4 separate regions of the Homo sapiens genome follow, and all the other regions are linked to region 3. Evidence: chromatin contacts called from ENCODE Hi-C or POLR2A ChIA-PET data. All regions are on one chromosome and are shown on one strand. The core of a region is the stretch at or near the end of the contact, and the rest is flanking DNA. Distances in the headings are between cores, read along the strand shown.

Region 1 (2,751 bases), core at 54-2,553, 5.8 Mb after region 3:
CATCACATCAGAGTAGGATCCTCACATGACTTTATTCCAGTAATGTAAATGTTCCCATCCCAGCCCTCATTCACCACTACTTCCTCTTATCATTGAGGAAACAGGCAGAGACAGAATGGAAAGGCAGTCAGCTTAATTTAAGAAACTTTCTTAAGTTTAGAAATACTGAATTAGTTTTAACCCAGAAAAAGAGCTCAATTGAGAACTCTGAGGTTTGCAACCTTAAATCCCGCCTAAATTCTGATATATTCCTGCCAAAGGCAACCTGATTGAGGTTACCTGAGAAATAGTTTTTCTACAAAACATGGCCAACCATGCTCAAGACAAAATTACAACACATAATTTATCTTCGGCATTCTTCAAATTATTTACCTCATCTCCTGCCCCCAGCACCTAATCCCAGAATACAGGAATTTGATGATGTCTACACAGCCTATAAAAGTCCACAAATTTAAGTGCCTACTGTGTGAAAGCCATTTTGGGGACTACAAACATAAAGGATGTATAATGCCACCCACTAAGATGTTCACGCTTATGATTTAGTAGGAAAAACAGAAGGCTGCCTTACAGATATTAACAACCAAATTTACAGGCACACCTAAAACATCCCGAATTCTAAAATATATATGTATTTTCCAAATCCTACAGGGTAATATGACTATGAAAGTGCACTAGGAATGTCAATTTAACTAAATCCTCTGAGAGCATCCACATTTTGAAAGAGTTCTCTTTTAACCTAAACAAACAAACGAACAAACACTCCTCTCACTGAAGTTCATTCGGCATTGACGGGTCTCTGGTTCTTCAAGTTTTCATCTAAAACTCTCAGTCTTTGCTATCACAACCAACGCACCCTTCCTACACTCCAAAGTTGATGGAATGAAATGTCTTGGAATTGAGGGTTTAATTAATTCGGATCACTGGAGAGAAATAACAGAAATAACGGGGGAAAAAATGTGTCCATTTTAGGGCTTGGAATTGGAAACGTGGGGAAACGTCGCCACCTTCTGGTAAGTGATGGAAGTGAGCAGGAAAAAAGATCCAAGCTAAGAAGCGGCTTTTTTTTTTTTTTTTTTTTTTTTTTTTTTCTAAGCAGCAAGCCACGCACCTCCCGCGCTGGCGAAATCCGAGACCCGCCCCTTCCGGAAGTTTTGACACTTTGTGCGCCCCGGGCAATGCGATTGAGAGGGTAATCATCCGGTCCGTTATCTAAACCCGTCACTCCGGGAAACAGCGACCCGATCTTTCCGGATCCGCGCTCTCCCAGCATCCTTTGCCTTCCGGTATGTGGCCCCGTCTGGCTAGTCCCGCCTAGCGCGCCCATTTCGAGCCCAAGTTTCCAGCTCGGGTTTCCAGGCTCAGAATTTTCCAGGAGTAGGTTCTTGGGCAGTGGCTGTGGGAGCTGGAATGGCGCAGCTGGAAGGTTACTATTTCTCGGCCGCCTTGAGCTGTACCTTTTTAGTATCCTGCCTCCTCTTCTCCGCCTTCAGCCGGGCGTTGCGAGAGCCCTACATGGACGAGATCTTCCACCTGCCTCAGGCGCAGCGCTACTGTGAGGGCCATTTCTCCCTTTCCCAGGTGGGGTCCCCAACCTGTCCCCACCCCAGGAGAGGCCTGAGAGGTCCCAGCGTCCCCACGTCCTCCCATCCTTAGACTTCACTCGTCCTGTTCCACCCCCTCAAGCCTCAGAACATGAAAGAAACTGGGTATAGTCTTTTGTTCCTGTCTCTGAGATCTGTGAAATATTTATTAAATGAATGAATAAACAGCAGATCTGTCCTCCAGGAAGGAGTGATCTGGGAGAATACTCAACGGGGAACTGAGCCCTCCTCTTGGCAGCTGACGATATCGATCCCACTTTGTCTTTCCTTGTTTTAGGATTAAAGGCATTCGGGTGCTCCTTGGAAATACCAGAAAACTTTCCTTTAGCTCACCTGTCAAGCACCTCACTGTGCATTTTAGGGGTGGGATAGGGTGGACTGGAGGGATCTTCAGCTACCAAAAAGTGACAATTTATAATCACAAATTCCTTCCCTGGGTATTTTTAGTGAACTGTTAACTGGATAAACTGGCAACCAGTCAAGTCACATCATTTTTGAGTATATATTTGACTGTGCAAGTATGTACATATAAATATCAAAATAAGCATCCCCTGCTTCTCTGGTGACACAATATAGGGTACTGGCTAGAAATATAAAGTCTGTTTTAGAGAAAGATCTGATCTTAAATCTTGGTGCTGTGATTTACTAGTTTTGTGATCTTGGAGATGTTCTGAGTTTCAGAAATTCAGGTTACTCATCTGCAAAATGACAATAATCTTTACTATAGGGCATATTGTAACGTTAATACAGAGGGTTTGGCAACAATTTCTGTCTCAGTTTATGTTAGCTGTCATCATGGAGCCTGTGGTCCAAATGTTTTCCTAAACTTAAGAGTCCCAAACAATGTTTCCATGCTTTTAAAAACTGGAACATTTGCAGTTTATTTATCAAAATAAAGGCTTTTAAAGAACATTTCTTGGAAAATAGAAATAGATTTTAAGTTGTTGTTGTTTATTGGTTGCTGCTACCTGAACCATCACTAAGCTGGTCCGGGGGCAAAAAATAAGAAAAACGAATCCTGTTCTGCCAAGGACTTACTTAATCTTGTCATAGAATAACTTCTCAAAATTTCTGATTGTTGCTGGAGATGAGACTTGGGCTTGACATATTTGTGCCTGTCTTGTTCCTATTACCTCTTGCTTTTACTTCA
Region 2 (2,704 bases), core at 162-2,661, 6.8 Mb before region 3:
GAGGATGACAAAGTGCTATAAGAACACACGGAGAGGACACCTAGCTGTCTTGAGGATGTTAGATAAAGTATCTTAAAGGGGAAGCAATGGCTTGATGAAACCAAAGGTTGATGAGTTAGCCAGGGAAAAGTAGTTGGGAAAAAGATATGTGCAAATGCTCAGAAAGAAAATGGCATATCCTGGGATCTGGAAGTGTAGTGTGGCCTGAATGGAACACAGTGTGAGTGAGATAATGTGAAAATAAGCTGAAGCAAGATGAGATCTAAATGGGCTTAAGGAATGTATTTCCTCCTCCTAGAAATGAATGCTTTGTTTGGTTGCTATACTAGTAACAGGAATTAGACACGTTTATTAAACCGCTTACCATTTAACTTGGTAAATCAAAGAACAATGATTTTTACAGGTATCAGTAAATGCCTGTAATTAGATACGTGGTAGGCTTTCCTGTTAATATATAATGGTTATTCTCAGTGTTTAAAGAATTAAAGGGACTCGGGTAATTACCAGTTTTAGAGTGAACCATTTGAGAGATAATACCTTACCATTACAAAACAACTCCTAGGGAAAGTTATATGAGACAGCAAAGGTAATAGTAAATAGTAAAATAATATGAATAGTGAATAATATAGTAAAAACAGTTAAAAATGATTTAGCAATTTCTTAAAAACAATTGACCACGAAAAAAATTCACAGTAAAACCGAGACTGGGAATATTTCATTCAACCCTCACACATGCTGCTATTGACTGGAAATTTAAGAAATGTTCATTTGTTTTGACAAAATGGAAAGCAACTGTACATTCTTCCTGGAAACTTTAGCTGAGGTCAAAGTTGTAAATGAAAAGGATGATTTTTTAGAGAACAATTCAGTAGTATTGTTTTGCCTTGTCATGAAGAATTTTTGTGCTTCCACAAACAAAAATCTTGGATTGTTAGGTGAACGGTGGCAATCAAGTGGTTTTCAGAAGACTCAAGTTTCTTCATCTACAAAAATGACAGGAGTGGGGTCAGGATGTTCCCGAAGGCTCCTTCTACTCATAAGAGCATAAAATCTGTGCCTCTAATTTCTCGCAGAAACAAATAATGAGAACTTCACACCAATTCATTTATTATATGAATGTTTTGTCCCGTGAGAACACTGGTCTATCTTTAGATATGTAATTTATCAAACTTCTTTGGGCAACCCATCTTCTTTACTTTTTTATTTTTAATTTTTTGGTTTTCTCTTTGTCAAATTTTCATGGAATAACTACATTCAGGTGTAGTAATAGTAACGCAAAGCTCTGAACACCACGAGACAATTCGTTGCTTCCGAAACGCAGCCGGCAGCAGGTACTCGAGATGAGTAGTGTGAGCTCCCGAGCACCCGTAGGTCGGATTATCTGGTAAGGCACCGGAAGTGACCGCCTCGCGGCTGCTTCCTCTCCTGGAGTCCAGAGTCCCGTTGCTCCGCCGCGATATTCAGTAAACCACTGGGAGTCCGGCAGCATGGAGGCAGCGCGCCCTCCCCCGACGGCAGGGAAGTTCGTGGTGGTCGGCGGCGGCATCGCGGGCGTCACTTGTGCGGAGCAGGTAGGGCGGTGCTCAGGCGGTTCCGCCTCTTTCCCCGACCCCAAAGGGGATAGCACTGGAGGCCTTCCTCCCACCCCCTCCCTTTTTCTTCTTCCGGGTTCCTTTTTTGCTGCGCCCTTTTCCGCACTTATTGCTCCCAGATTTTAGAAACTGCTTGGTGGTCCTCAGATGACCTCACTAGCTTTCTCTTAGGCGCAGGGAGGAGTGGGAGGCAAATTATAGCCGAGAAACCAAAGCTGGCTGATCCGTGCTCAGATCCTTGTAATGTCAGAGCAGACATGAGGACTTTGTATTTAGACAAAAAATTCAGCCCCCTTTCTTTTTATTTTTTTTTCTTTTTCTTTGAGACGGAGTCTCACTCTGTCGCCCAGACTGGAGGGCAGTGGTGCGATCTTGGCTTAATGCAAGCTTTGCCTCCCGGGTTCAAGCGATTCTTCTGTTGCGTCAGCCTGTAGCTGGGATTACAGGCGCCAGCCACCACGCCCCGCTAATGTTTGTATTTTTAGTAGAGACGGGCTTTCACCATGTTGGCCAGGCTGGTCTCGAACTCCTGGGCTCAAGCAGTCTGCCCGCTTCCGCCTACCGAAGTGCTGGCATTACAGGCCTGAGCCACAGCACCCGGCCCTCAGCCCCCTTTGTTAATTATCGTAGGTGATTGAGTTTAGTTTCCAGATAGTTGCCAAGTCTTTAGTGCATCTTAACTAATTAATAAAGAATCCCATATGTAAGTTTTCTATACTTCGAACTCCCAAGATAGAAGAAACTTTATTTCTAGTAAAGTTTTGTAAAATAATCAGCGAAGGATTAAATGCATGTAGGGCTTGCTTTCTTGATTATACTGAATAGCCAGACCATATATATTCAGATACATGTGTGTATTCCAAAAAGTTCTACATTATTTTGTTGATATAAAGTAAACATGAGCAATCACTGAAGTCATAAGAAATAGTGGAAGAAACTCAAGTGTTTCCATCGTTGGATGCGTATTTTCCGTTTATTCACTAAGTAAACATATATGATGCAGGCACCGTATTAAGGGCTGAGTGTTCAACTATGAACAGCATGGTATATACCATGCTGGGGACTCACAGCCTGCTGGAAGAGACAATATTACAATATTGTATGTCTATGCA
Region 3 (2,720 bases), core at 213-2,712:
TATAAAGGTAACCTTACTAAGTTTAAGAAATATTTATGAATACCTTTTTTCTAACTACTAGACACTTTGCTAGACTGCTGGATACACAAAGACAAATGAGAAGTGAGTAGATTGCTGGATATACAAGTGAGAAGTGGTCCTTGACTTGGTAGTCTAGTAGACAGATAAAAAAATATGTGTAAGAAAGCATTACATTTCTTACAATAGAAATGTTTTTTGTATGCATAAAGAAGGGGGTGGGCTGGAAAAAGAATGTAGTCAAGGTGACTTGCTCAATACTGAAACTGCTCATTAACTACTTAGGCCAGCACTTATGGCAGACTTGTCAGGATGCCTTGCTAATATTTTCCACTTCCAGTACAGAACAGAGATTACAGGTTTAAGCCAATTTTGTTCAACAGATGAGAAACCCAGTGTCCAAGGATGAAAGAATACTTGTTATACAAGGAATGTGAATATTCCAGAGATTTATGCTCAAAGTCCCCAGGTTAGTGTCTTTCTTTCTCACTAGACTGTAAGCTTCTTGAAGACAAATATCTTGAGTGTTACCTTGCTCACTCTTGAATTGTCAAAACTTGGCCCAGGACTAGGTATGTGGTATACAATCAATAAAAATTTGTTGAATGAATGTTCTTCAAAATCCTTCCATGGCAAAAACAGAAGAAACATTCACGAGTGGACTGCTAGTTGACTGTTTCTCTCATCGCTATTGACAGTCTGAAATGGACAAAGACATCTATATAATCATTCCTTCCTTTCAAATAAATAATCTGTGAATTACGCTATTCTTTTCCTATTGCTTCAGGACAAGCTATTTGACAGAAAGCTTTTAAGAAAGGCTTTGCAAGAAAACTCTGCAACAGAGATGGCACGTATGAATTGCTGTGATCTGGAGTTGAAGACAAGAACAAAAGTAACTCTAGAGCAGAATTCTTTGACCAAAGTCATCTTACTGGTTGGCGGAGGCTCTCAGTCTACTTGCATCCGGTGCTTGAGAGTTCAGACAGGCAAAGATGAGAGGTAGCATCTAGTCAACATCCATTTCTTGAGCACTTACTACATGTCAGCCACTTTGCTTAGTCCCCGGTTTTACTGTGCTCTGCTAGGAAGTGGTGAAGAGATTCGGCGGGATCTTCTTAGGACCAATCCTACAAAGTTCCAGATGGAACTCATTTTGATTTGGGGGACGGTTTACTTGCAGGGATTAGGTGGAGAAACAGGGCCTGCTACTCAAGAGGAATGAGAAACTGTAACTAACAGGAGGTAGACTGGGAAGGAGCATGGCAAAGTCACCCCTTTTCACAGGGCAACGCTCCAAAGACCACGCTCAAGCTGGGGTGGCAGGGCTCTGAACATGGGGCCCCGACCCGGGCCTCGGCCTGGGGCCACGTGACGCGCGTGTTTACGTTGAGTGACGGGCGCTGTGTTGGGCGGGCCTTGGCGGAAATCAACTTCCGGGGGCAGAGGTGTTCGAAGCCGGGTGGTGCGTGGGCTACCCCAACCTGTGTGGCTGGGCCGCGGTCTCCCCTCAAGGGCCTGGGGCCGTGCCTCGGGTGTACGCGTAGGGGTCTGTGTGCTGGGGGTGGCTCACCGGGCAGCGTGGGTGAGCGGCGCAGCGGCGGCAGCGGAGAGCGAGAGAGGGGAGCAGGTAAGTGAACGCTCGCCTTCCGGGGCCTGGGTCTTGGGGTCGGGGCCGCGCGAGGCGAGCGGAGAGCGCCCCACCGGGGGAGGAGCGCGGACGAGCTTCCGCCGCCTGCAGCCCGCCTGCTGCGGCCTCGCCCTTGGCTGTCGCAGCGACCAGGAGTCAGGGGGCGTGACCAACCTCCTGCGGGAACGGAGCCAGCTCCCGGGGGTGGGAGTGCCCACTCGTTCCTGCGCTCGCCGGTGGGTACCGGTATCTGCACGTCCCAGAATCGAGTGTTTTCGAAAGTCTACGCCCACGAACACGTGATTATTGTGTCACCGAAGCGCCTACCGAACGGAGACCTTGATTCTTGCTTAGATTACACAGAACGCGCCTGGTTTATGTATCCCCTTTTACTTTGCCAAGTACATTGGGGTAAAAGCTCTACAGCGTCTGCCAGCCACATTTCCTTAGAGTTTCTTGGGCCACATGTTGCAATAAAAGTGGCATTTCAGGGTCAAGGCAGGAGCCAGTAACTTTGCCAAGTGGTGAGGTATCCTTCGTCCCCGTTAGCACGCCTCCCTTTCCCAACAATAAAGATATTTTCTCCATCTGCGCGTGTCGCCTACTGCGGAGGAAAGCTTTGGACATGAAACCTATTTTTGGCTTCACTTTAAGGAGTGGAACTCTATTAAAAGCTGCGCTGGTGTTTTTTTGGTAGGATGATGTTGCTGCTGCTACTCTCACTTGCTTCCTTGATGAGAGTTGGGGCAGAGCTCGATTTCCTGGAGGGTAAAGTCTTGGCCACAATTTTAGGTGACTCAGCGGCCCCTTATGAATTCTGACTCTTTCCTTCCCTCCCCTCTCAGCTGTGCGGATACTGATGCCACCTTTCTCTCCAAATATTAATCCGGGTGGGAGTTGGATGATGGTTTTTGGAAGCAGTTTGCATGTTGCGTGGTGGAGTTATTGGAGTGGGCTGACATTTTACTTCACAATTTAAGGCAACCCTTCCCCCCCCCACAATATTTAGTTGGGTGGGGTGACAGGGACTGACAACAAATTCGCTGTTGTGTTCCCTGCTGTCGGAGAGTTC
Region 4 (2,722 bases), core at 130-2,629, 8.8 Mb before region 3:
CCGGTTATGCAAAAACCTCCAGGACACCAAAGAAAGGCACAATTGACTGGTGAATAAGAATGGGGTAACACATCCTTTCACAAGTCAGGTGGTTTTCAGTTGCTTGCTTTCAACAAGTTGAAAGAGAACCTAATCAGAGTTGTCAGCTGACAGATCATTAAAAGTATTTTTTCTTTGTTAGATCTTTATGCGATTTTTGGGCATATAATGCGAAAGGCATTCAAAGAATTGTGTGGCATTACTATAACAAAACTCCATTCATTCTCATCTGCTTTTTTTATGCGAACAAGTTTTCTCAACACTTATATCCATGGAATTGAAAACTTGGAATAGAACTGATGCTGAACTATTTCTCAAAAAAATCCATCCACTGAAGGTCATAATGTATATTAGAAAAAAGTCCACCCAAGTTCATTTCTGCAAGATGCATTGCCAATAAAATTTTGCTTTTGTGTTTAGTACTTACAAACATTTGAAATAGATTTGTTTTGATCGGTTGAAATAAGAGCTTTATGATCACAGAAAATATAAAAAACAACCCAGATACTTCAATTTATGTTCACATTTTTATTACAAGTAAGACGATCAAAATAGTTCAAATATAAAATATATTACTAGGATAAAATTCTAGAGGAGATATGCAACGTCAATATGAGTTCCAGAAAACAATATTTGGAAATTGTATTTTCCAAACTGTATTTTAAAAAAATGGATATTAGTGGGTGTTAAATCCCTATGGTATTTAGAATCCATTGGCTATACAGTATTTAAACAATGCGACAGATGAAATATTTATAAGCCGGAAAAATGTAGCTGTCATTCTAAACTGTATAAGAACATACACAGCTTTACGAAATTGTTTTAGAAGGCTCATGAAGTAAAAAGTTTGAGGACCCTGAACCAAGATGTTTGCTCTGGGTTCAGGATGTCAACATCTCCAGGGGTATTCAAACATAGGGTGTATTAAAACCTGTCGCCCTGTGTTGCGCATAAAAATTTAGTACCTTACACCGTAGTGTTTTAATTTTTGCCCATTTTAAACCGCTCTCTTCGTAGACTGTAGGCTCGTTCTATTCCTGGCTCAGCTCCTGTACAGAGGGGACACTCCTCAAACACCCCCGGAATGAATGAGTTTATCGTGAGAACTCGGAAGGCTGCTAAAATCCCCGGCCAGCGTTGGAGTTTTCAGTCCGCGTGTCCCTGGGCTTCGAAGCCCGGCAGGGCGTGGGAAGGCCCCGAGGAAACGCTGAGCACTTGCAGGCGCCGGGGCGGGGGCGGGGGCGGGCACTGGGCAGCGGGGCGGGCGCCGGGCGGGGGCGGGGGCGCAGAACCCGCAGCCGGGGGAGGTGCTGCCTCGTGCCGCCGCGCAGGCGCGCAGCAGTCTCCGTGTGAGTGCGCGTAGTCGCGCGCCTGTCCCCGCGCGGGCTCCGTAGCGCGTGTGCAGGCTGACGCAGCTCGCGGGCCCTCCTCCTGCTCTGCAGCGGCGTCGGCGGAGTTTTGGGCGTTTGGGAGGGGGGCGAGGGAGAGAGAGTCGAGAGAGGGAGGCGGCGGTGGGGAGGAGGAGGAGGAGGAGGAGCAGGCGCCGCCATGGCCGCCGCTATCACCGACATGGCCGACCTGGAGGAGCTCTCCCGCCTGAGCCCTCTGCCCCCCGGCAGCCCGGGTTCGGCGGCGCGGGGCCGGGCTGAGCCCCCCGAGGAGGAGGAGGAAGAGGAGGAGGAGGAAGAGGAGGCGGAGGCCGAGGCGGTGGCGGCGCTGCTGCTGAACGGCGGCAGCGGTGGGGGCGGCGGAGGCGGCGGCGGAGGAGTGGGGGGCGGCGAGGCAGAGACGATGTCGGAGCCGAGCCCCGAGAGCGCCAGCCAGGCCGGGGAGGACGAAGACGAGGAGGAGGACGACGAGGAGGAGGAAGATGAGAGCAGCAGCAGCGGCGGGGGTGAGGAGGAGAGTAGCGCCGAGAGCCTGGTGGGCAGCAGCGGCGGGAGCAGCAGCGACGAGACCCGCTCGTTGAGCCCCGGCGCCGCCAGCAGCAGCAGCGGGGATGGGGACGGCAAGGAGGGCCTGGAGGAGCCCAAGGGACCGCGGGGCAGCCAGGGCGGCGGCGGGGGCGGCAGCAGTAGCAGCAGCGTAGTCTCCAGCGGCGGCGACGAGGGCTACGGGACTGGGGGAGGCGGAAGCAGCGCGACCTCCGGGGGCCGGCGGGGCAGCTTGGAGATGTCGTCGGATGGGGAACCCCTGAGCCGCATGGACTCGGAGGACAGGTCAGTGCTCTGAAGCGTTTCCCCTTCCCTTCCTCCTCTTGAACTCCCGGGCCCCTCAGAGGGGGACCAAGGCGACGTTTTGCCGCGATCCCCCTGCTCCCCGAATCCTCGGCCCCTCCCCCAGACTCTCAACTCGGAAATCTCTCGCCGTCGCCGCCGCGCCCCTCTCGCAGCGCATCGCGGCTTCCAACTCTCAAACCGTTCCCCCCCAACTCTCCTTTCCCCGCCCTCTTTCCCCTCGGCGCTTCGCTCCTCACGGACCTCAGGACGGCTCTAACTCGGAAACAGTCCCCAAACGGGCCCAGATCCTCTGGCGGAGCAGAAGAGGGCCTTGATGTACACACGTCGGTACTCAAGGTTAGCTTCTTCCAACCGTGTTCGGGAACACTTGTCAGAACTACAATTGACAAGTGTTTCCAATATGGCTGGTCTCGCCTGGATTTAACAGAACTTCCTTGTCCATG

The links. Hi-C counts contacts between places; a loop is a spot of excess contacts on that map. ChIA-PET counts read pairs that join two places held with the same protein, here RNA polymerase II (POLR2A). Pooled maps may share reads with other maps.
Region 1: a loop to region 3 is called in a map of B cell, with 19 times the contacts of the local background. The contact joins the promoter of ALG10 here to the promoter of CCDC91 in region 3. A Hi-C loop is called at or near these places in 1 of 168 maps with a recorded cell type or tissue (B cell) and 5 of 50 pooled maps. POLR2A ChIA-PET finds 5 or more read pairs at or near these places in 2 of 52 experiments (HepG2 and T-cell).
Region 2: a loop to region 3 is called in a pooled map, with 6 times the contacts of the local background. The contact joins the promoter of PYROXD1 here to the promoter of CCDC91 in region 3. A Hi-C loop is called at or near these places in 5 of 50 pooled maps.
Region 4: a loop to region 3 is called in a map of CD8-positive, alpha-beta T cell, with 15 times the contacts of the local background. The contact joins the promoter of AEBP2 here to the promoter of CCDC91 in region 3. A Hi-C loop is called at or near these places in 2 of 168 maps with a recorded cell type or tissue (CD8-positive, alpha-beta T cell and naive thymus-derived CD4-positive, alpha-beta T cell) and 4 of 50 pooled maps.

Annotation. Positions count from the first base shown.
Region 1 is chr12:34,021,193-34,023,943 of GRCh38, forward strand. ALG10 (ALG10 alpha-1,2-glucosyltransferase) reads left to right here and starts at 1,304. Exons shown (of 3, transcript NM_032834.4): 1 at 1,304-1,578. The coding sequence starts at 1,408. RefSeq lists silencers at 1,061-1,210, 1,124-1,310.
Region 2 is chr12:21,436,244-21,438,947 of GRCh38, forward strand. It overlaps PYROXD1 (pyridine nucleotide-disulphide oxidoreductase domain 1), which reads left to right and starts at 1,412. Exons shown (of 12, transcript NM_024854.5): 1 at 1,412-1,571. The coding sequence starts at 1,488. RefSeq lists enhancers at 1,241-1,320, 1,371-1,560.
Region 3 is chr12:28,188,994-28,191,713 of GRCh38, forward strand. It overlaps CCDC91 (coiled-coil domain containing 91), which reads left to right and starts at 1,463. Exons shown (of 13, transcript NM_018318.5): 1 at 1,463-1,648. It overlaps LOC729291 (a long non-coding RNA gene), which reads right to left and starts at 1,745. Exons shown (of 1, transcript NR_148936.1): 1 at 1-1,745. RefSeq lists silencers at 1,430-1,479, 1,510-1,939, 2,623-2,720.
Region 4 is chr12:19,438,113-19,440,834 of GRCh38, forward strand. It overlaps AEBP2 (AE binding protein 2), which reads left to right and starts at 1,380. Exons shown (of 8, transcript NM_153207.5): 1 at 1,380-2,258. The coding sequence starts at 1,588. RefSeq lists silencers at 1,248-1,497, 1,558-1,707, 1,718-1,817 and enhancers at 2,468-2,517, 2,548-2,637.